Regions from separate parts of the Homo sapiens genome. Here all the other regions are linked to region 2. Evidence: chromatin loops called from intact Hi-C (ENCODE). Cell type or tissue: Caco-2. All regions are shown on one strand. Each heading gives the region's core, and the rest is flanking DNA. Links, peaks and the distances in the headings are about the cores only.

Evidence for each region. Peaks named below come from ENCODE experiments on the same cell type or tissue, not always from the same donor. Only the 100,000 strongest peaks of a DNase experiment are listed, where the experiment ranks them.
Region 1: a loop joins it to region 2, with 5 times the contacts of the local background. A loop is called at or near these places in 4 of 110 quality-filtered maps.
Region 3: a loop joins it to region 2, with 2.1 times the contacts of the local background. A loop is called at or near these places in 3 of 110 quality-filtered maps.

Annotation. Positions count from the first base shown.
Region 1 is chr2:149,017,450-149,025,840 of GRCh38, forward strand. It overlaps KIF5C (kinesin family member 5C), which reads left to right. Exons shown (of 26, transcript NM_004522.3): 26 at 5,629-8,391. Among named protein-coding and RNA genes, the nearest start is that of LYPD6B, 17 kb to the right of the region's middle. In Caco-2, for the core only: no CTCF peak of the experiment used is centred there; a DNase peak (open chromatin) is centred at 3,162.
Region 2 is chr2:149,067,037-149,075,427 of GRCh38, forward strand. All of the region lies in intron 1 of LYPD6B (LY6/PLAUR domain containing 6B), which reads left to right. It also overlaps the pseudogene TXNP5. Among named protein-coding and RNA genes, the nearest start is that of LYPD6B, 33 kb to the left of the region's middle. In Caco-2, for the core only: no CTCF peak of the experiment used is centred there; a DNase peak (open chromatin) is centred at 4,055; H3K4me3 peaks cover 192 bases.
Region 3 is chr2:149,158,254-149,166,644 of GRCh38, forward strand. It overlaps LYPD6B (LY6/PLAUR domain containing 6B), which reads left to right. Exons shown (of 7, transcript NM_177964.5): 3 at 2,511-2,582. Among named protein-coding and RNA genes, the nearest start is that of LYPD6B, 120 kb to the left of the region's middle. In Caco-2, for the core only: no CTCF peak of the experiment used is centred there; DNase peaks (open chromatin) are centred at 2,618, 3,418, 3,718 and 4,226.

The sequences.
Region 1 (8,391 bases), core at 119-8,118, 50 kb before region 2:
GCCCCACACTTAATGTAGACACCTGATTAAACATCTGCCCAGCTCCCTCGTTTTGAGAGCCCTGGAGATCCACTTCCTTTCCAGGCAGTGCTTTGGCAAGCCAGGGGACTTGTTCAAATGTCTCCACCAGATGGCGCCAGTAGGGCATTGCTGAAACCTTAGATGTTTTCTGAAAGACGGAAGGCAGAATGGTCTTTTTTCTTGGTTTTCCTATATTTAGACCATTTTATCTCAAACTTGAGTAGTAAATAGAGTATTTTGAAAGGAATACAATTCTCACAGATCCCCAGAGTTGATTTAAATTATTTTATTATAATACAATTTGCACATTGTAAACAGTATACATTCCCTACTTACAGATCTTATACAACTGTCAAGTCAAAACAAATTTAGAAATTAAATCGAAATAAAACCACAAATAAAAAGTCCAAACCACCAAACTTCACATAATTTAATGAAAGAAGGGCTTTTTCTGAAAATAAAGAGCTAGGTGCAATGCGACCCCGGAGTGCGTTGCTTCTTGTAGAGTTTGGGATGCCTGTTTTTTGTGTGTCGTGGTGTGACTCAATTCTTTCACTCCTGTACTCCCAGCACTCTGAGAGGCTGAGGCAGCAGGATGGCTTGAGCTCAGGAGTTTGAGACAAGCCTGGACAACTTAGCAAGACCTTGTCTTTACTAAAAATAAAAAAATTAGCCAGGTGTGGTAGTGCATGCCTGTAGCTCCAGTGACTTGGAAGGGTGAGCTGGGAGGATCATTTCAGCTGGAGAGTTTGAGGCTGCAGTGAGCTGTGATCATGCCACCACACTCTAGCCTGGGTGACAGAGTGAGATTCTACCTCAAAAATAAATAAACAAATAAAAACAAATACATGAAGATTAGCCTAGTGCCTGGCACTGAACAAGCACTCCGTGCTCATCTGTGTTGTCCTCATCACCTGATCCTGTCTCCTCATTCTACATCCCAAAGAGGCGGGATGAGCTGTCAAGATCCCATAACTATGAGTGGTAGATCCTGGGCTAAGAGCGATGATCTTCTCTGCAACAGTTCTCAAAGTTCTTGGCCTTAGGACCTTTTCTCCTCTTAAAAAGGATCAATAGACTGGGTATGGTGGCTCACGCCTATAATCCCAGCACTTTGGGAGGCCAAGGCAGGAGGATCACTTGAGGCCAGGCGTTTGAAACCAGCCTTAGCGAGACTCTGTCTCAATAATAATAATAATAAAATAAAATAAATTAAAAATTAGCTAGGTATGGCAGCTTACGCCTGTAGTCCCAACCACTTGGGAGGCTGAGGTGGGAAATTGAGCCCAGTAATTTGAGGCTGTGGTGAGCCATGTTTGTGTCACTGCACTCTAGTCTGGGTGACAGAATGACAATCTTTCTCAAAAAAACAAACAAAAAAGGATCAATGAGTTTATATATATATATATGGGTTATATTTATTGATATGTATCATATTAGAAATTAAAGCAAAATATTTAGAATACTGCCGGGTTCATTTAAAAAATAGTAATAAGCCCATACATGTTACCACAAATGTGATTTGTAATGAAAATAACTATTTTCAAAACAAAAAATAGCCAAATGGCATTGTTTTACATTTTTGCAAATCTCTTTGATGCCTGGTTATTTAATAGATGGCAGCTGGATTCCCCCAGCTGTTTCTGCATTCTGTCTGTTGCGGTGTGCTGTTTTGGTTGAAGTATATAAAGATAATCCCCCTTTGTCACACCAGACAAGATTCTTGGCCATTGGACAGCTAAGAAAACTGTGGAATGGGGAAGTTGGGATCATAGTGCCCGTATCACAGGCTTGTCTGGGATTGAATGAGAGAATGTGAAAGAAGAGAGAAAAAAGTCTTAGAAGAATACCTGGCAAAAATTAGGCCCCCGTGCATGTTAGCTAATGTTAAAGTGGTCATGGGGACAGACCTGAAAAGACAGCTGAGGTGGGACTGCAGGGAGAGAGGACAGAAATAACTGTAGGTAGGTGCTGCTATGGCAGAGGACTTTGAAACTGGCAATCTCAACCCAAAGAAGGGAATTGTGGAGCACCCGGAGGCAAGAATTCCTGATTCCATCTACAGCACAGTAGGCTCCTCCACTTTAATACTCCTCAGCTTCATGGTTCTCAGAGTCATAAATTCAGAGCAACTAAAATTGTTCCTCCACAGCAGATTGTACCAAAGCTCCAATGAGATAAATCCACTTCTATTCAGCAGTGATAAGTAGAGTACAATTGGTAATTCTTATAATGTGGGGATTGAATTATAAAAAGGCAAAAGAAAAACTAAAACTATGTACTGTTTGGATTAAGCTTAAATCCACTGCAAGCAATTGCAAAAGCCCAAGTTGGGTGTGAAAACGGTCTCTAAATACTTCTTGCAAAACCCTTGTATAATTAACTTCCTTCATTAGCTTTCCCCACCCCTTCTAAAGAAAGGTGATTTTATTTCCTCCTAAATCTGGTCACACGTTGCCACTTTGAATTACCATCTCCAGTTTGGCAGAGTGCCAGGGGAAGTCCTAGAGCAGGTCAGTTGGTCCAGTCCCCTGCCTCTAAGTGAGTGAGTGGCTACTTGGAAGAGAGTCAACAGGACTGGGTTTTAAAGATTCTCCAGACTCCTCAGTCTCTCTGGGATTAGAACAGACAGAAATGCTTTATCTCAGGGCAAAACCATTTACCTTTAAAATTTATATCTATTTTCTCCCATGAATTTATCTAAGGATATGAAGATCCAGATAGTGGGAAGGATGGATGAGAGCATCCTGCTGGAATCCATGTTTCTTGGGCCTGCTGGAAAGACTTCTCAGCAGACAGGCCTGTAGAGATCCTTAACTGGGGATGAAGAGGAACGCTGCATCCTAGTAAAGAAAGGACCCTTCATTGGCAGAGTTCCTGTGCTTTTCCTCTCCTTTCTCACTCTCCTTGAGGTGACTAAACTAAGCAGGTGGGGCCTCCTTTGTGGCCCCGTGTTTCTTCCAAACTATGAGCCAAAACCTGCTGAATCTTGCCCAGCGGGGATCGGGGGCTTTGACTGAGAGGCCTTCCAGGGGGAAATTGTGTCACTTTATGGTCTGCTGGAGTTATTGAGGCCGCCCCATTGCATTTGTGTCTAGTGCTTGCTGTGTCAACACGGTTTGGCTGCAAACATTGCGTCAGGCCATAATCCCACAATCCAAGGTATGTGCTGGCACCTCTCTGCCTCCAGGCACGCAGAACGGCCATCTCATCCGACCAAGGGGATCTTATCTGACCAGGGGGATAGCGTGCGTGGAGAAATGAACCTGTGAGAAAGTGAAATGGCAGTTTCAGTGGTGGCATTCAGGCAGGCACTCCTATTGGTTTTCAGCTCAGAATGCATTTTAAATAACAACTATGACCATGCTTTTAGGTTTTTCACTTCTAATTCTGGCAATAAGCCCAAAATTTCACCAGAAAGGCCATGTTCTTCCCAAAGACATCTTACTCTCTGTGACTTCTAAAAATGACAGAAATATCACCCTCTAGGGTTGTTTAAGCCCTTCTTAGTTGTGTAGCTTTGCCACTGTGGGTGATTATACCAAATGAGTTCTGTGAATATTTTTTCTTGTCAGTGAAGAGGTGGTTTTGTTTTTGTTTTTGTTTTTTTGAGACTGAGTCTCACTCTGTCACCCAGGCTGGAGTGCAGCAGCATGATCTCGGCTCACTGCAACCTCTGCTTCCCAGGTTCAAGCGATTCTCCTGTTTCAGCCTCCCAAGTAGCTGGGACTACACATACAAGCCACCATGCCGGGCTAATTTTTGTATTTTTAGTAGAGATGGGGTTTCACCATGTTGGCTGGGCTGGTTTCAAACTCCTGACCTCGAGTGATCCACCCGCGTTGGCCTCCCAAACCAAAGTGCTGGGATTATAGGCATCAGCCACTGCACTTGGCCAAGAGGTGGTATTTTTAAAAAGAATGTGTTGTTCTGTTTTTTTTTTTCTATTCAGTTTCTGTTCCGTATTTCTTCTCCCTTTTTCACCCACTTTGCTTGTATCTGCTTTAATAACCCCTTTCTAGACTGAGAATTTTTCTATTTATATGTAACTTACATCCTGCTGATTTATGCAAAATATGTGAGGTTGCTTACAATATTATAACATATAAATCAGAAGAGTGAAGAAAAAAAAGAGCATGGTAGCGGGAATCTGAGATATTACCACAGTTGAGCACCAAATGTTGATATAAGCCTTCTAGAGGCAAAACAGAAAGCATAATGCATAATGTGTCAGGTTACAGAGGGCTTTTTTTTTTTTTTTTTTTAATCAAAAGAGAAGTTGGGCTTTTCTTAGTGGCTGTTGTATTTCCAGTACCAGGTAATTCCATGTATTTCTTAAGGATAAGGCTCTACCTCCCTCTTGTCATCCCTGTCCCCATCCCCTAGAGTACCATGAGCTCTGCACAAAACCTATAGTAAGATCTCAGAGCTAGGGCCTCCAGCCGGTGACAGGAAACAGAGCCTTTCAGTGTCTTCTGAAAGTTGAGCTTACTGATGTTGGGTGCAGGCTGACAGAGGCCATTCAGGCTGGTCTAGACGTTCATCCTGGAGATGCGCCCAGCACCAGCCGAACTTCTGGTGGGAAGTGGAATGAAATGGACAGGGGTGGTCTTTTGGAGAATCTTATTATCCGATGGAGACGAAGCATACCTTTGGGAACTGGGAACCTCTTTCTACAGAGAGTCTGGGTTAGGGGCCTTGTTGCACCTGCTTGCTATCCTAAGTGCAGGCAAATGAGAAATGTTTTAATTTCCCCCTAGGAATGAGAAAATGCATTATGTTACTCTGAATATCCATAGCCTCAACAGATACCGACTTATGGAAGAGAATGTTGAGACTGTCAGGACTAAATACTTAAAGCAAAATCAGGAAATCGGAGGTTGTGCTGTTCATGTGCCACTATCCACATGTGTCTTTTGAGCTCTCAAAATGTGGCTAAGTCCAAATTGAGATGGGCTGAAAGTGTAAAATATACACCAGATTGCAAACACTATTGTGTGAAAAAAAAAATCTCAGTAGTAATATTGTAATGTAAACGATCTCAACATGTAATACCAGTTACATGTTGAAATACTATTTAGGCTATATAAAATATATTACAATTAATCTTACCTATTTCTTTTCACTTTTTAATGTAGCCACTAGAGAATTTAAAATTAAATATGTGGCTTGGCCGGGCACGGTGGCTTATACCTGTAATCCCAGCACTTTGGGAGGCCGAGGTGGGTGGATCACCTGAGGTCAGGAATTTGAGACCAGCCTGGACAACATGGTGAAACACCGTCTCTACTAAAAATACAAAAATTAGCCGGGTGTGGTGGCAAACCCTTGTAATCCCAGCTACTTGGGAGGCTAAGGCAGAAGAATCACTTGAACCCGAGAGGCAGAGGTTGCAGTGAGTCGATATCGCGCCACTGCACCCCAGCCTGGGTGACAAGAGTGAAACTCCATCTCAAAAACAAACAAACAAAAAATATGTGGCTTGTGTTATATTTGTATCTGACAGCTCTGGTCTAAACATCTAGAATTAAACAAAACTTTTTTGAGGAGTAAATTTCTACTGTGTTTTCTAATTCCTATGTTCTCTCTTTGGTTCTCTTTCAACAGATATGACTCCACGTAGCATGTCAAGGACTACATTAATCACCAATTCCTTTATTTTTCCCCCCCTACAGTTTCCATTTTTTTTTTATACTTGCTTACTCCAGCCATCTGCAGTACACCAGTTTCAGGTCTTTTGAGCTGTGTAGAGTTTCTGTGTGTACAGATGTGTGCTCGGACTTTTCTCTTTTTGAGAAATCTGAAGGAGATGGTTGCAGAAGATCCACTTACTACTGAGAACCATTACCACCGACTCGGCCTCCGGGGTGTTGGGTGGTTTCTGGGTGGTTCCTGGAGCCTCCTCTGGGCAGTGCACTGTCCCATCTGTACGCCCTAATGTGCCATTCCCTAGAGGGGAACAACCAAGTGCCGTGGAGGCAGATGATCATGGTCTGCCTCAACTGTCTGGTTTCCTGTAAAATAAACACATTGTTTTATATTTTTAGGGAACAAAAAGTGCTGCTATAGGGTTCAAAGTTTTCCTTCTGAACACTTTTCCGAAACAAATTACCCCAAAGACACATTTTGAATATCCTGGTCACATCTTTGGATCTGTAAAATATACCTTTTAGTATGGCACCTGTTAAAATGCAAAGCAAATTTCTTTGGGGCAGAAAAACAATCTGACAGTAGCAGTGTAGAATTTGTTCATTCAAATACATCTGTGTAAATGCAAAAAGTCATAAAATTCACCTCCGAGCTGCTTGCTTTTGAACCTGCAGCAACTAGTCTTAGCCGGCCCGGTTTGAACATCGTTCTTTCAGAAGTGCTGAAAATGCTGCAAAGTTGGATAAGTGGAAATGTGGCTGCCCCTCTCCTCACTACTTCCTCTCTGATCGTTCTGAAGCTTGCATTGGGAATGGCTGCTTTCTCTAACCATTTTCAGCTTGAGTGGGTATTGCTGAAGAAATCCAACATCATTCCAGCAGTTGAAAAAGGAAGCCTTCGGGAGAAAGTGCTTGTCAAAATTTTGTTCTTTGTGCTTGTGTATGAGTAAGTTGCCATGAATAAGTTATTATTTTAACCCATAATTGGCGACTGTTTATATGAATTCTTTCTTTGGCACCAAATAGGTTTCATCTTCTTAGGCACAATTAGAAAAAATCCACATAGATGGATATTTTACATTTAGTTATTGCTTTATCCAAATACATGAATCTAAAGCTGAATCAACCCTTACTTCCAGTTGTGCTTATTAAGAAGATCAATTTCCAAGTAGTAAAGTTTTCAGGGAAACTGACTGTGCTGCTATTTGTTTTGACAAATTTGGGGGTAAGTCAATGACAACCAAACCAATCTCGGTGGAAACTCCTATCCTATCATGTTGTGTGCCCAAGATGAGTGAGCTGGCACTGTGCCCTGAAGCTTTCACCACTGTAATGAAATATATGCCAGGGGAGACTTTGGGCTTTTCTCATGACTGTGTGGGTCGAAGGTAGCTCAAGTGTGTGTGTGTGTGTGTGTGTGTGTGTGTGTGTGTGTGTGTGTGTATGTGTGTAAAGTGCTAAGAACTGTGCATTGACATCCAAACATTTCTTGTACAAAATTTCCCTAGCAAAGCAAACCTGCTTTGACTTAATTTATTTGTTAAATGTTGCACTTTGTTTATGTATGTTTTGTTTTTGGTGGGGAATAAGGAGAGAGAGGACGACAAATTCTATTGAAGTATTTATTTTGTGAAGATGGCAATTTTGCATTTGTTTAAATTTTTTTCATTCTTTAATTTTGTTATCAGTGCCAGCCCAATATACCTGCTCTACCATTATTTGCGGTCTGATAAAAGGGTCCTTGTGGGGCAGGTTTTGCAAAGCTTATCAGGTAATAACATATGCCACATAACCTTGTTGATATGTTTGCTTCTGATTTGGGAAGCTAAACATTGGTGTTTGAGAGGATTGCCAATTATTAATTGTCATTACCACTACTCTCCATTACTTTTTGTTTGGAAATTGAACAAAGGTCAGTAATGGTTTTTGGCTCTTGTTAATATCCATCATAAAATAGATTGTTTTAGATTCTTTCCAGGGTGATTTTTCCCTGGGTACCCCGTTTCTACTTCTAAAGAATTGCTTGGCACTTTCATGTTTCAAAGGGAAACATTCGCTTGTAGTTCCATTTTACTTGATCTCTACAAGGGACTGACAACATTTGCTTTACTTTTATTCACAGAGAAAGTTGGCTTTGATGTCTCTTAAAGATAATTCTGCTAGTTGCTGATCAGCCAGTCAGTTCACCTAGCTTCAATCTTTATAGGACTTCTAATCTAATTTTCCTATAGTGTGACTAAAAGGGAGGCAAATTATTGGAACGGATTATTCAAATGGATCCTTAAATATTGCTATGTATAATAAGCCAGTTATTATATCAGGACCATGTTCTCTGTAGGCCACTTTCTAAAAAAGCCACATATGTGCAATTTTCAGGTTTTTAGACTATTGCTCCCTGTACTTTAAATGTAAAAACCACACTTCTGAACAACTAAGCTCATGAATATGATTTTGGTTATATGCAGCTTTTGACTAGCATGTATTGTGTCTTTTTCTCCTCTATGAATAATTTTATATTTCATGCTACTTCTTGAAAGTTTACTCTTTGATGCTCTAAGAGAACAGCCAGATGGTTTATATGAATAATCTTTATCTGCAGGATGGTGGATTGGTAAATTAGGAGAATGTTGTTTGAGATATCAAGATTTATGTCTGGGAACTAAAATATATAATGCCAAATGTGTTTTTGTCAATTACTAGAGAATTCTGTGCAAACATATCA
Region 2 (8,391 bases), core at 79-8,078:
CACTTCTAAGAGAGAATATGTGGTATTTGGTTTCCTGTTCCATGTTAATTTGCTTAGGACAATGGCTTCTAGCCACATCCATGTTCCTGCAGAGGACATGATTTCCTTATTTTTTATGGCTGCCTACTATTCCTATCACCTGTATTTCAACACACTCTGCAGGTGGTTCTTATGCCTGCTTCAGTTTGAGAAGCGCTGCTACATAATATGTAAATGGTTTATCTGGGAAAGGTGGCATGATCAGTTGTGAATGCTTTTTCCTGATCATATTTTATATTTATTCATTATGATCCTTAATAAATATTTTAATCTTTGAATGTTTTAATAATTTAAACATCTTTTAAAAAGTTGTTTTCCATTATAAATTAATTTTCCATTATAAATTAATACATGCTATGAGAGCTTCAGAAAACACAGAAAAGTGAAAAGTAAAAAGCAATTTACCCCTCTAGTATATTTATTGATAAGATTTGAAAAGTATGTATATTTTTTCCTATCTTTTCTGTGTATAATTTTTTAAAACTTTGTTTTTTTTTTCTGATTGTAGGCATTATATATTATCCTCATAGGGCTATAAAGTGATACTATATAGTCTTTGCTTTTTTCCTTTGGTTTAAGGGAATGCTCTTAGATAATCTTTGTCTTAAAAGAAAATTTTTTCTCTAATTTTTATTTAAATTTTATATAATTTAGGAAGATTCCTGGTATAATCATTAATGTCTCAAATAGTTATTTTACAGTCCAAATGGAGAATTTATTATCTTCTTAGTGCAACAGAAAAATTTAATTTACTACTCACTGGTAGCATGTATTCTGTATTATATGTGAATCTTCTTTGACCAAAACTTTCTAGAGGGTAGAAAAGCTTTTGCTTTGGAAGAATGCGTGACCACCCTCCTCTCAAACTGGCCTGATAGGAGGGGAGAGGGAGGGAATGATCTCAACAGAAAGTCCTGTTTTTCTAAGGTGAGTGGGGAACACCTCACCACTGTGAAGATGGAGGTTTTTGTTTTTCGGGCTTCTTTATTGAGACTGGAAAAGTCTTTGCCCAAATCTCTGCTTTTTTAGGCAGTTTGAGAAGAAATCAGCATGTAATTTTTAACCTTTGTAGAATAACTGGCTTCTGTGTTTGAGGTAGGGCAGGAGAAGTCTGGCCATGATTTTTCCTGTAGCCACTTTACCATGCTTTGTTTTGGAATACATCATTGCCCTCAATAATGCAGAATGTATTATGTTAAATGAAAAACTTGGTGCATTTCTTATGTCCACGAGTTAGACTCTTTCTCCAAGTCTAGTTGTTCCAAGAGTAATTGATACAACTTACCATTGAGAGGAACACAGTTCAGAAACTAAAGTAGCAAACAAGTATTTCTGAATTTTCAAGCTTCATTTGCATCTTTCAGAGAACATTAGTAACACTTTCTTTTTGAGTTAATATTTTATTGTCACGCAGATGGCAGTTGGGTATATAGTCTCCATACTTTATACTTTTTATAAATAAAAAATTACAAATTTTAAATAGCCAATGGTTGGTTATGTTTTCAGAAAACATGATTAGACTAATTCATTAGTGGTGGCTTCAAGATTTTCCTTATTATTATAGCTCCAGAAAATTCACCTACCTTTTGTCCCTTCTTAAAAAACTAGGTTGGCATGCATTTGACTTCACACTCTGAAGCAACATCCTGACAGTCATCCACATCTACTTCAAGGGATATCATGTTAGAATACTTTTCAGAGAGGGAATGAAACAAAGGCTCGATCATTTTGCAAGGCCCACATCATGTGCCTGAGAAGTCAACTACTCCAGGTTTATCGCCTGCAGCCTCCAAGGCTTCCTGAAAAGCAAACTTCTGCTCAATTTGCTTCACCATTTTGGCTGATGGGGTCTTCTAAGAAACATTTCTAAAAATTATCTCGTCCGTCTCTTGTTCCACACTGTTCCAGATCACTTCTTAAAACTCATTTTTACTTCCCTGTCCATACCTTTCTGAAGTTTCAACTGCTTTCCCCCAACCCCCACCCCGAAGTTCTTTATTATGTAGACTTTTTTTTTTTTTTCAGTTTTGGTATAACTTGCAATCAAGGAGAGCCAGAAAAGTGACTCAGCCACAGGAATTTGTCCATTTTGTGGGTGGGCTGGTGGGGGTGGCCTTGGGAGAACTTGATGGAGGCAGAATTATGACTAGTCATTAATAATCATAACTTTTTTTTACATTTTTAGTTTTTCTTATCATTACACAAAATATCCATGTAACATAATAACTAGTTTTTGTTACACAGGACATGCCTTGTAGTTGTGCTTTTTGCCTTGGCGACATAGACTGTGTATACCTAAGAACAGCAGAGTGACTGCGGTGGAATTGTTTATGAATGTTTCGTAATGGAAAACTGTTTCTGTGATAAATGAAACTGGGTTGGTTAGGATTGAATAGAATTGGAAGATAGCAGATCTTAAGGTACCACCCCAAACCCTGCTGTGTCACAGATTTTGGCTGATAGCATCTTATTTATGTTGAGAAGCTGGTTGGGCAGGAAGGATGTGTGGTCTGGATACTGCATGAGCCAGCTTGGCATTTAAATTTGCCAAAGACTTTGAAGCATTGCCACATTAAAAAAAAGTCCCTGTGGTAAATTTCAACATTCCTGTCTCCTATAACTCTGCATGTTATTATTTTTAGCCAGCATGACATCTTTCCACAGCATCACCGAGTGCCCAGTTGTCCATAGTGCTGAGCAGTGTCCACTACTCAGTGTGAGGCCTGGTTCCAGTCCTGCAGAAGCTTACACTCAAAGCCATGAACAGTTTTCTTTTTATTAATAGAAGCTTAAGAGCTTTCCCCAGACAAATATGTTGGCTAGCTGTACAACTTTTTTTTTTTTTTTAATTGCAGAGATGGGTGGTGTGTGTGTGTGTACGTGTGTGTGTATGTGAATCATTTTCTTGAAATACATAAATTCTTAGAAAAATAATGGCTGGAGAGTTGTGAGTAAATGAAAATTTGGTAAACAGGTGGCTTTTCTGTGATGAATAAAAATGCATATGTTTTGGAAGCAAGGCACTATAGGTTCTTGCTCCCTGCTTCTCTTGGGGCGTATTCCTTCCATGTCTCCCAGTGAGCACCAGGCTTCACCACACTGGCCTCCTTAATGTTCCCTAACACGCCAGCCATGCTCTGCCACAGGACGTTGGCATTTCAATTTTCTCCCCCTGCAAGACTCTTCCCCGCTAACCTAGAAGGCTGGCTTTCTCACTTTCTTCAAATAGTGGCTTCTCCCTGAGGATGTTTTTGGTTACCCATCTACAAGTTTATTCCTTCTGCTGGGGCTTTGGGATTTCATATTCTGCTTCTTAATTTTTCTTCTCTTTAGCGCTTATTAATATCTAACACACTATAAAATTTTAACCTCTTTATTTTATTGATCTCCTTCCCCCCTCATATAACCTTCCTAAGACTATGGTAATTGTATTTTCGATGGTATTCCCAGTGCCTGGAAGAGTGCCTGGATCATCATAAGTGCTCAATAAATAATGGCTGAATGGAAGGAGGGAAGGAAGAAAGGTTGTGAATGACTCTTGTTGGCTTCTAGTCATCATAACTGACCTTCTCCATAATTAGACAACCCATTGTAAGCTAGCAATCAGCTTATTCACTGTATAGAACAGCCTGTGATTTTTGAGGTCAATTTTGAGGTGTTCTGGCAGGCTTCTTGGTTGGTAATCATAGGAAGTAAACTCTCATTAGTATCTGGTGTATAGAGGCATGTTCTGTGAAACCAGTAAACACCTCTCTCTCTACATGATTCTACTATTTCATACATTTCCAAGAAGTCAACAGGTAGTAACAGATGCAGCCTGATTGATTTCTGGAAGGGAAATGACAGAGCATATTCGCCGTGGGATAGGTAAATGGAATCCTTGGCACTGAGATTCCATTATCTTTTGTCTACCGATAAAAGGTGTATGATTTACTTATCATTTAGTTCCACACCCGGCATTAGTAGGACTGATAGGTGAGGGGCTAGGAGGAGAGGGACTCCTGCGTGGCTTTGTAAATAGCGATAAAGCAGTGGGAATGTAAAACGCGGCTTGGCAGGGTCTGCCTGGGATTTTGCTGAGTCCATAGCAATACTTAATTAACTGTGCAAACATTCTATTCAAGATAAGACTATAACAGTTGCCTTGGGGAAAATTCTTTTAGTCAATATTTGTTTGATCTTTTGTATAGTATTTTGGCTTTGCTGTTCATGCTATAGCAAAGCTCCTGTTACAAATGCCGTTTTCAGGGATTTGCTGTATTTGCATACCAGGTCAGTCCTGGGAGAGGTAAAGGATGGGAATCACTGTTTAAATAGAGGTTCCAAGGGCTTTCAAACAAATCTTTGAAAGTTGAAATACTTTGTATCAATCGGTTGTCAAATAATTATTAAAAACCTGGATTAAGTACTCTGGGAAATCTCAAAATCTAGGATAAGATCTTTGCCTTCAGTTTGCTTATACTCTAGCTATAGAAATAGGACTCGAATCAGTAGATATAATAGAAGATGCATACACTAAATAATAACAATGGCTGTGATTTCCTAGACACTTAACAAGGACTGAGCACTGTCCTAGTACTTTTCTAAGCATGAATTAACTCATTTAAATCCCCTAGTAGTCCAACGAGGCAGGCGCTTTTGGTTAGTGTGAAGTTTTGTACAGAATAAACAATGTCATTTGGAGAAAGAGAAGACCAGGGAATCAAAGAGCCACGAAGGAAAACTTCAAGGACAAGGTCTCTCAGTCCAGATTTTAAAGATTGGGAGGCAAATGGCTTGCAATGGGAAGAAGAAAAAGGGCATAATGGCATTGGTTGTTTTGCTGGTAACATTCCTTTTCTCTCTTGAAAGTTGTTTTACCCCCCTTTTTTTTTGAGACAGAGTCTTGCTTTGTCACCCAAGCTGGACTACAGTGGCGCAATCTCATTTCACTACAACCTCTGCCTCCCAGGTTCACATGAGTCTCCTGCCTCAGCCTCCTGAGTAGTTGGGATTACAGGCACACACCACTACACCTGGCTAATTTTTGTATTTTTGGTAGAGACAGAGTTTTGCCATGTTGGCCGGGCTGGTCTTGAACTCCTGATCTCAAGTGATCTGCCCTCCTCAGTCTCCCTATGTTTTACCATTTCTTGACTTTCAGCACATGTGCCTCTGGTGAAGAGGATAATAAACAAACACATAAGTAAACATACAGGATGTCAATGTAATAAATGCTATGAAGGATAACACAGGAATGGGAGAATGCTAGGGTGGTTATTTTATTTTAGTTTAGTTTCTTGACTTTCAGCACATGTGCCTCTGGTGAAGAGGATAATAAACAAACACGTAAGTAAACATACAGGATGTCAATGTAATAAATGCTATGAAGGATAACACAGGAAAGGGAGAATGCTAGGGTGGTTATTTTTATTTTATTTTATTTTATTTTATTTTATTTTATTTTATTTTATTTTATTTCATTTTATTTTATTTTTTTGAGACACAGTTTCACTCTGTTGCCCAGGCTGGAGTGCAGTGGCATGATTTCAGCTCACTGCAGCCTCTGCCTCCAAGGTTTAAGCGATTCTTGTGCCTCAGCCTCCCCGGTAGCTGGGATTACAGGTGAGTGCCACCATGCCTGGCTAATTTTTGTGTTTTTAGTAGAGATGGGGTTTCACCATGTTGGCCAGGCTGGTCTCGAACTCCTGACCTCAAGTGATCTGCCCAGCTTGGTCTCCCAAAGGGCTAGGATTACAGGTTTGAGGCACCATGCCTGGCCTGGATTTGCAATTTTAAATAGGGTGGTCAGGAAAGCCTGAGACATTTGAGTGAAGATGGAAGGAGGAGAGAGAAAATGCTTTGAAGGTACTTATGGGGAGAGATTTCTAGGCAGAGGGAACAGCAAGTGCAAAGGCCCTGGGATGGGAACTTAACCTCATTTATTAAAGGAACACCAAGGAGGCCAGAATGGCTGGAGAATAGTGAGCAGGGGGAATGGTAAGAGGTGATGTCTTCATGGGTAATGCATGCCCAGTCACTGCTGGGTTTAATGATGATGATAATGGTGAGGTAGGCAGAGCTGTTTAGAGTTTTTTGAGTAGAATGGCAGGCTGGCAGCTGTCACTGCTTTCTGCAACCCTGTGCAGTTGTAGCTTCTCTTGCTTTTCACTAGCAGGCCCAGCCCAGTATATCTCTTGGTCTCTGACCCATTGCTGATGTGGGCAGAGGCACCCTGACAGCTTCACACCCATTAGCTGGCAGGTAGAAAACCAGCTGAAGCCCTGAGTGAGAGAAGGCATGTGCCCTGAATGACACCCTTGTTTCCACCCTCATGGTGTTTTCTTGGTCCGTGTTTCTGAGTTTCTTCTTTGATTTCCTGCTGTTACTGATATGCCAGCTGGGTCCTGGGATCTGCCTTGTTCTTGCTGTCTTCCTGTCCAAGCCCACTGCCGTGATGCTGGGAAGCAATGTTGGTTCTGGTCTGTGTCCTGCAGCTGTTTGGGGCTCTGTGCTGAGTAGAGCATTAGGAAGATCCGTTGTGCTGCTGAGGCCCCCTTTTCTTCCACTCGGTGCTTTTGCTTATCCTCCTACCACTGCTGTGTCTCCTTGGATGACAGACTTGGGGACCCAAGTGGGCATGGGTGCCTGCACTTCTATAGGTACCTGCTGGACCATCGCCAAAACTCTGCAGGCAGGGTGATGCACTCAGATTCTCTCCAGCCTGGATTTGCCTGTCTCTGATCCTTTCCCTTTAGCCCATGTTGCTGATCCTCTGAGTTACAAGCAGAAGCTCAATGAGAGAGGGAGAGGACAGCAACCTCGGGTGAGGGCGTGGAGACCCAGACCAGGGTGACGGCTGTACGAAAGGAGAAGGAGGACAGAAGTGATGGGTCTGGGGAAGGAAGCCTCAACAGACCGTGCTCCATTGGCTTATGGAGACTCAATAGAAAATCAGAGCCCATACAAGCATCTAAGGATCAATATTAATCCAGAAGTTGCAAATGCAACGAGTGCTTTCAGAGGATCTTATAGCCAAGACATGGCCAAGTTACGTAAAGAAGGTGTCTGCTGTGGAGCCCTGTGAATGTCCAGCTGGGGTGGGTCAATGTGGGTTCAGGTCAGAGGCTCAAGTGAATGTTTACTCAAAGGGTCGACCACAGGGCCACTTTTGTGATGGCACACGTGCACACACATGCATACACGCATGCATGCACACACACACACACACACACGCACATGTGCTCTCTCACTTATTCTCTCCTTTTGTTTTTGATTTTAGTTGCAGTTACTTCTAGATAGATCTAAAACATCAACTTTAATGCCATTAATAGGAATAATTATAGCACATATCAGCCTGATTCTCCAACCTACAGAGCAGAGGTTGAGTTAGTGATAGGATGATAGGTGATAGGAAGTTCTCTGAGGTTTTCTCCCTGCTTCCAGCAACACGAACCTGACTTCTAAGGGCACGCACAAAGGCTTTTGGCAATCAACTGTGAATCAAGGTGTGCTGATGGGCCCTTCCAGCCTCAGAGAAGAGTAATTGGGGTGAAAAAATGTTATTATAATAAAACTATAATATTGCTGTGATTCTAGAAGGTAGCTAAATGAAGGGAGGTTCCCTCTTTGAAGAAAAATGTGAACTAAGTGGTTTCTCTGGGCCTACCACTTACTTTCCTGGGAAAAGGATTAATTTGAGTTAACATTTATTGAGCTTCCAGAATATCCTATGAAATGCTTTAAAAGTTTAAAATACAATTTTTTTTCTGAATCGGTAATTGACTCATATGCTTCAACATTTAAAGGCAACAAAAGAATGTACAGTGAGAATCCCCCACCCCATTTTTCCTCCTCCAGGCAGCTAGTTTTTTTCTGCAAGGCAACCCATATTAGCAGTGTCATATATATTTTGTTAATATACAATATAGTGTGCTCAGTCAGTGTTAATAATCTTAAAGAAAACAAAATGCCTTTTCTCTTTTTAAGGACTTCGTATTTCATAAAACATGGTGAGCCAATCAGTCATATGGAGCTGTATTTTAGAAACTTTTATTATAAATCCAGTGAGTATATAATTCCTAGATGCTCCATTAACTTTATGCTTTTGATTTTTAAATTCAGAAATCTTCCTTCTCCTCTATTTCCCTCCCATTTTATAAACTGTTCTCAAATCTTTGGCACTCACTGTTGCTTCCTTATGGGGCAGTGCCAGCGCTGATTGGATAAGTAGTAAACAAATATTATAGTAATAGAAAAATGTAGACACAGACAATCAAGTGTAGATTGACTGTTTCTATTTAGATGGGTCTATATGTTTATGGCTGTGGTTTGACGTGGTGTTTTGCAGTGTGTATATTTTACTGAACACAT
Region 3 (8,391 bases), core at 119-8,118, 91 kb after region 2:
TACTCGGTGAATTAACTATATAAAAATTGATTCCAGGGTAAACAAAATGTGGTATATACTTACAATGGAATATTATTCAGCCATAAAAAGGAATGATATTCTGATACATACTACCACATGGATGAAACTTGAAAACAATGTGTTAAGTAAAATAAGCCAGACACAAGAAAGGATAAATATTGTATGATTCCATTTATATGACGTACCTAGAATAGTCAAACTCAAAGAGACAGAAGGTAGAATAGAGGTTACCAGGGGCTGAGGGTAGAGGAAATGGGGAATTAGCATTTAAAGGGTACAAAGTTTCTGTTTCAGACGACAAAAAAGTTATGGGAATGGATCATGGTGATGGTTATACAACACTGTGAATGTACTGAATGCCACTGAATTAGACACTTTAAAAATGGTTAAAATGATAAACTTTTCATTATGCTCGTTTTACCATAATAAAAAAGTTTTAAAATATTGATTCCAATGCAGAAAGCATATTTGAGACTTATACACATACAAACATATAAAATTTAAACTTTGTATTCCTTAGACATATATTACTTGAGCTTAAAAACCTGCCTGAGGGCAGTTTTTCTATGGATTTCCTACTAATCAGCAATAGAGAAAACTTCTACTCCAGGCTGTTGCCAGGACTGTAGTCTCAGACAGTTGTAGCCCAATTCCTACCCAACTTTTTATTGGAAGAAATAATAACATTTATGGGAAATAACTCAAAGGATATGGAGTTCATTAGTTTTTCCAGAAATTCTAACTTTTATCCCTGGATCAGGCCAGATAATCAGATTTTTATGTTTTTTTTTCCTTGCCAGATCACTTTAGTGTGTTGTACTTTGGTGTCGTATTTCATGTTGTGGGATGCAGTAAGAAGACATTATAGGAGACTCCCTACTGTGTATACTTAGAGACATTGTTAATTAATTACTCTCCTCTTCCTCCCCAAATGTGGATGATAAAGGATCCTTTGAGGTAGGGAAGGTTAACACCTTGGAAGAAATTTCTCAATGACACAAAGCTAACACTCTTGAGGAGTATGTGTATGGTATTTTATATTTTGTTCAATGTGACCATAGTGTGTCTATTTTCTTCTTTGCTTTGGCTACTAGCATGCTCAGAGCCTAATTTTTGAACCACATCAAGTAATAATTACCTTACAACATACATTTCTGTGGACTTTTTCTCATGTTCTTACAGCCTCTTTTTATGTTGTCTTCTCTACATAGTATATATGTTTTGTAAATGAACTCATTCTTTTTTGAAATTAGATGGCATACTAGTACTAATTAGGGTTCTTCAGAGAACCCTGCCCGAGAGAGCATATGTGTGCGTGTGTGTGTGTGTGTGTGTGTGTGTGTGTGTGTGTATAGAAAGAGAGAGAGAGTAGGGGCAAGGGGATTTATTTTAAGGAATTTTCTCATACAATTGTGGGGCTTGGCAAGTATGAGATTCATAGGGCAGGCTACCAGGTTGGAGATCCAAGGAAGAGTTATTGTTGCAATCTTGAGTCCAAAGAGAGGCTGGAGGCAAAATTTCTTCTTGGGGGACCTCAGTCTTTTTTCTTAAAGCCTCGACTGATCAAATAAGGCTCACTCACATTATGAAAGGTAATTTGCTTTATTCAAAAGCTACTGATTTAAATGCTAATCACATATAAAAAATACCTTCTTGGCATGGACTGATGTCTGACCAAACAGCGGGCCACCATAGCCTAGCCAAGTTGATGTATAAAATTAGCTATCACATTAGTCAGGTGTGGTGGTACATGCCTGAAGTCCCAACTACTCAAGAGGCTAAGATGGGAGGATCGCTTGAGCCCAAGAATTTGAGACTACAGTGAGCTATGATCATACCATTGTATTCTAGCCTGGGCCAGAGTGAGATCCCATCTCTTACCAAAAAAAAAGGTATAAATATATAATAGAATTTTCTTAAAATTGGGCATAATTTTTGTCTTTTATATTTGCTCATTTGAATGCATATAGGGAAACATTCCAGTTCCCTCCCACCTCCTCATCTGGGTTCAAGACTCATGTTGTCATTATTTCATCAGCTGGTAGGGCTGTCTTCCAAACCAGGTTAAATGGCACAGAGTCTTCATTGTGGATGTGTTGAATGTGTGAATGCTACGGCCTGCCAAATACCCTGATATATGCCAGTGTTGTAGAGAGTTCTGCCAGCTCTTTGGTAAGCAGCCATTTTTGTGGAGGGATGTGATGAGGTGTATGATTTCACCAATTATTACCATTCTTAATTAGATGGGGCCCAGGTGTGTGTTAATAAAACGCTAGCTCACACTCTCTGTAATGTTAATGGCCCCACCTTGACTTGATTCCAGGGATTTCATGCATTTGATATTGTTCAATTGACTGTATTGCTGTTCTATTCTGAAACATCTCCAAACATCCAGAAACCTGCCTTTTGTTAGAAAACATTCCAGTTGTTCAAGAACGTTACTCATCGTCAGCAGTGGCTCTTTCCTTATCTTTTTTTATCTCTGGTAGGCTGATTACTCTGAGTGCAAACCTTTTCACTGTTCCAGAGAGGAGCCTGACAACCACATTCTCCTTCTCAAGGTAAGAATGGCAGCTGTTACAACAGCCCTCGGCTTTTCATTTGGGAGCTCTGGTTAAGTTGTTGGGAATGGACTCCTGAAAGTCCCGGGACCCTGTGTTTTTCCCATCTCCTTGGCAGTTTGCCAGGTTTCCCATCCTAAGCCCTCACTGCTCACTGTGATCCTGCGGTTTGGAAGCCTGGCTTGTGCTTAAGTTACAATTCTGGTGAACCAAAAAGGGGAGTCCCCATGCTCAGCGAATGGTTGGTAGATCAAAGACTTCTCTGCTTACCACAGAAGCTAATTTGGTCAATTGAAAGAGAACTTCCTCAGAGTAATCTTCTCAGTGACAGATGGGGGTGCGTCGGGGGTGTGGAGCAATGTTCAAAAGTGTCTGCATTAAGTGAAATACATTGCCGAATACACTTAGAACATGTGTGCACTAATTATTGAGCATTTGTAGTTACAGAATCTTTGCATGTTAAGCCTTAGAAAATATTTACTGATCTAAAACAGGACGAGAGTGTTACCCCAACAAAGAAGAGAGACAGCATAGATGGACGTGGGCACATTGAAAGTTATGTGTTTAATTGATGATTGCTTTTTACTTGATGCATTTTGTCTTTTGGTTTTAGGTGTGGTGCTTACTGCGCAGGCTGACCAGGTTAGTGTGTCAGGCCTGATTCCATTTTTTTAGGTGAAGACATCAAATCAGAGGTTTGGTTTTTCTGAGGGCAGGTGGCAAATGCCAAGGAATGCCTGTGTGAGGCTTCGGGGACTGGGCCTGGTTGTCTCATGGTCTTCTTCTTGGCTATCAAGGCTATCAACTACCAGCCCAGAGGCCTTCTGCCTGTCAAACAGGCCTCCCACTTTGCATCTGATGGCTGGAAGAGAGGGAGGAAACATGCAAAGGAAATTGCTTAAGATTATGAGCTGATCTGGCCAGGGCCATGTTTATGTTCCTGTTTCTTGCCTAAAGAGCAGATTGAATTATTAGCACCTGTGTTTGTTAATGATAATTATATGTTTCAAGTACAAAGCAGAATTCTGTAAAATATCTACTAAGATGCCTTTCTAAATGGATAACATTTTATGACCCTAATAAGGCCCAAGACAACAAGCAGGAATTTATATATTATCATCACTCTTTTCCCCGGGGCATATTGGGTGGAATGTGAGCTGTAACTTCAACTTAAGAATCTGCTAGTAAGAAACCCAGAGGACTTGAGGATCAGAGGAATGACGGTCTAGTCATAAGACATATGGGAACATTGGGTCATTTTCCAAAGCAAGGAAACGTAATTCATTGTTAGTAACAGTGTTAAACAGTGTCAGGATCATCATCATCATGATCACCGTGGTGATAAAATGTAACTCTATTATTAACCATCTCTATCACCACCATCACTACAGGTAACATTTGTTTGTTCTTACTGTCTACCAGGCAACACCCTAAGCATTTTGCATGCATTCTCTCACTCAATCTGCACAGCATTCCTGTAAGGAAGGGTCTATTAATATCCACCTTTTATAGTTGAGGAAACTGAGGCTTACCTAAGAGATTAGGTAAGTTGCCCAAAGTTAGACAAGCTAAAAGGTGGCAGAACTGGAATGTAACCCATTGAACAGCACTGAATGGGGCCAACCCATGTGGAGTATTTACGGCTGTGCTTTACTCGATGTCCACACTCACCCCTGCTTGCATTCCCTTTTGTCCTGACCACCACCTACTGTTGACACTCTAGCTATCTCTTCTGCATGAAGGTAGCCAAAAAATTCAAGAGCATTTAAGTAGTTCAAGATCGTTAAAGCATATTTGGCCTATGGAGAACAGCAGAAAGAATTAAGAGTAAAAATCACCCAATTTTAAAAGGTGCCAGTTGTAGTCATGAACACTTTAGTGTATTTTGCTGTTGTTTTCCCCTTTGTATTTACTTTTTTCACATAGTCTCTATGTACTTAAGTTTTGAACTTTAAACGTAACCAAGTCGTTTCTTGCGCTTTTGCCTGTTTTAATGGCTGCTGAGTACTCTATTAAATGTGTATGGTTAGAGAGCCTTAAGTCTACTCCACAAGAAGTTATATCCTTGACTTGCTCCTACGTGATAAGTGCGGAGTTTCTGCTCACCATATGTGATAGCTAATTTCTGTTTTCTGGGCAACTGGGTTGGAATTGTGGGGTGCCTGCATCCCCTCACATTTTAAATACCTTGCATCTTGAGAGGGGTCTCTGTGGGGGGTGGGGCAGGAGTCCTGCTTGCCTGGAGCCCAGATTCAGCTCTGTGCCAAAACTAGCTGTAAGTTACTTTATTTTATGGCATCTTCATCTGTGAACATCTCATCAGCTCTGTAATTCCACACAGTCAGGAGTTTTCTGAACTCTCTTGATTCATAACCTGAGGAGTTTCAATAGATGCAGCAATTTTGGTTGAGCTCAGTGGAGTTACTCTGAGATGCTTTAAGCAGGGAATTTTGTTTTTCAAGATGATCAGACCTGTAAGCTCTTGGAAGGAGAGGGTCTTACTTTTATATAATTCTTGCCATTCCCGCCTCTGCACCCTCAACAAACTTCTTCCTCCATGCTGACATACCCACAAAATAGATAGTACAAGGTATGAAATCAACAAACAGAAGAACAAACAAGTAATGCACAGACAAAGGCTACCGGGCTTGTGTAAGAACCTTTAGCATCATGGCTGTCCAGCTTATCAAATAATTGAGTAAGATTGTTTTCATTTCAATGTGTTAGCTTTGTTTATAACAAATGGGGACTTAAGCCTCCAGATCCTCTCATCATATATTTCAGAGTAATTTCCCTATAAAGTTGGGTATCAGTTCTTCCCTCAGGTTACAGGTGAGGGAACACTGATTTATGGAACTTGCTATTTTTTCCCCCTGTGTCCTGGAGTGAAGTAACCTTTTGCTTAGGTCACAGTAAAATCAAAGCTTAGAATGTAATCATTCTCTTGTTTTGGGAAGGGAAGACTTTTGCTCTAACCTGGGGGGTCAACAATTGGGTCTATGAAATAAACTGACAACAGGCAGATTAACAGGAGAAAAGGTATGCAAATTTATTATATGCATGAGTGCATCATAGGAAAGAAAGTGAATATCCAAAGACATAGTCAGATTTAGGAGCTCATATATTCTCTTCGTAAGAGAGAGAGGAGGAAGGACGTAGGCAAATAAGAGAAGAGTAAATGATTTTTTGGGAAGATGAATGGGCCCTCAGAAGAATAGATCGGAGATACGGTAGTTTGTGACAGAGTTTGTCTGGGTGGGGTGTGTGTTCTAGTTTCCTTACCGGTGATAAGATTTAATCTCCTCTGGTTGATGAAACTTCTGTGGAGGGAATTGATGACAACCTAGTTTCTTTTGGAGCATCTGTCTGTCTTTAGGCAGATAAGGGGAGCTCAGAGCAAGCCTCTCTCTGCACTTGCTGTTTTTCAAATGCCTTCAGCTCAAAATAATCATACTAATACAGTGTGTTTTGGGGTGGCATATCCTGAAGTCCTTCACTTGCTTTTACCAGCAGAATAAAATGAAGGCATTCTGGGCTTCCTGCATTCTTGGAGCCACATATCTGGACCATGGATATGACATGATTGGTTCTGACTGGCTCCCCTGATTCTCCCTTAGTGATGCTGATCTTGAATTTTGTGACTCATGCCATGAAGGTGTCTACCCACACTGTTGTGCAATATCCAAGACCTGTGGAATAACACTGCTTCCAAGGAAGCCAAATTCAGGCATTTCTGGCTTTGTATTCTATTGCAGACTAAAAGGAACAAACAAAATCCTGTATTCCCACGATATCCCTCTACAAGGATCTAACTTGGCACCCTACCTTGGTGCTGAAAGCTTGCCTCCATCTTCCCAAATTTGATCACTAATTGGTCTTAGCTTTTTCCAAGTGAATGTGCTGCCTCACTGGCCCTAGGTGGGTGATATAAGAGCTTGGAAACACCTTGTGATGGTTGGTAAACCTGCTGGCAAGTGGCCTGGTTTTATGTGTGTGTGTTTGAAATACTATTGATAATAAATCCTCATTTGTATCAGTGAGGGCTCTGCATCAGTTATCTATTGCACAACAAACCACCTCATACATAGTGGCTTAAAACAACAGCTGTTTAATTTGCTCATGATTCTGTGGGTCAGCAATTTGGGCACTTTTGCTAATATTGCCATTTGGGCTCAGCTGGGTGGTTCTTCTGTTAGTTTCACCTGGGGTCACTCATGCCCCTGTGCTCAGCTGGTACCTTGGAGCTAGGTGATCTAGGGGATCTCAGCTGAGATGACTCATTTCTGCCACATGGTCTGCCCCTCCAATAGCCTAGCTCAGCCTCCTTGACATGACAGAACTTTCTGGCAAGAGGACAAGAGCAAAAACTATAAGCTTGAAGCCTAAACTCAGAAATTACGTAGCCTCTCTTCTGCCACATTCTGTTGGTCAAAGAAAGCTATAGGACCAGCCCAGATTCAAGGGGAGGGCATTGGAAATAGACTCCACCTCTAACTTGGAGTAGCTGCAAAGAATGCATGGCCATTTTAAATTTATTGCAGGCTCTTAACTTTGTTATAAAAGCAATCTGAAATTACTTTAAAATTATTTTGTCATTTAAAAATCCTGGAATAGGGATGGTCTTGTCAGCCCATCTGAGAGGAGTCTGGAAAGTGGAGGTCTTCAGTAATGTACCTAAGAATATAATAAAGTTAATAACAACACAAGCAGGCACTAATATTGTTTTTACTATATGCCCAGCACTATATGGAGTCCTTTAGATATCATAACTCATTTGGTCATTACAAAATCTTATGAATAGGTGTTATTTTTATCCCTAACTTATAGGTGAGAAAACTGAGGCACAGAGCGGTTAAGCAACTTCCCTCGAAGTCATACAGCTAAGTCGTAGACCTGGGATTCCACTCCAGGAGGTCAGGCTTCAGAGTCTGCATGTTAACCCTAATGCTTCTCAAGTTAATGGAAATTACATCTTTCTGACTCCTAGCAGAGTTCTCTCTTGGACTGTGTGGTTTTTCTAGAGACAGGGGGATTGGCTATTTAGAGATGGTTGCTAGGCCTTCCTGGGTACACCCAAGTGACCAAAAATGGTTCTGTCACATTATAGGAGACCCTAATTAGATGTAATAAAGACACTTATTATCCCATGGAACACACAGTAATTCTCCTGAGCCCAACAGTATTTCCTGGGGGTAGGGGTGGAGGTAGAGGGTTCTTATTCTTCTCTTTGGTTGGCAGGCATTTGAAGAATGAGGATATTTAATAACGCCCTCTATAACCTTTCAGGTAGCCTCTTATTTTTTGGTTTCAAGTAATCAGAAAGACTTAGCCTCAAAGAAAAAAATGTTGTGTTTATTTAGCTTTTTGTTTAAGGACTATCCCAAGGAAAGGGTGGGTTGATAGCCTTTTTAATCTAGGGTTTGTTGAACTCAATTAAGTCCAGTGTCCAGGTAGAACAGGTGGTTTATCTAAGAAAAATGACAAATTTTGCTGACATTTTTGAGGTCACCCTTGCAGCCATGAATAAAGTGGCTCATAGTACCAATATGAGTTACAATAAGAAGTTACTTAACCTCTCTGTGCCTCAGTTTTCTAATCTATAAATTAGGGACCCTTTCTGTTTGAGGGGCATGGCACATTTAGGAGCCAGGACTAGACTTGCGTCTCCAGGATGGTCATATCTCACTCTCCATTTAGCTATGGAGTGGGGGAGAGACTGCCAATCTAAGGCTTAAGGGAAGTCACTCTGGCTGTCTAGCATCTTATCTCCCTTAAATCCCATCCTTGTCTCTTGACTCTACAACTGGCC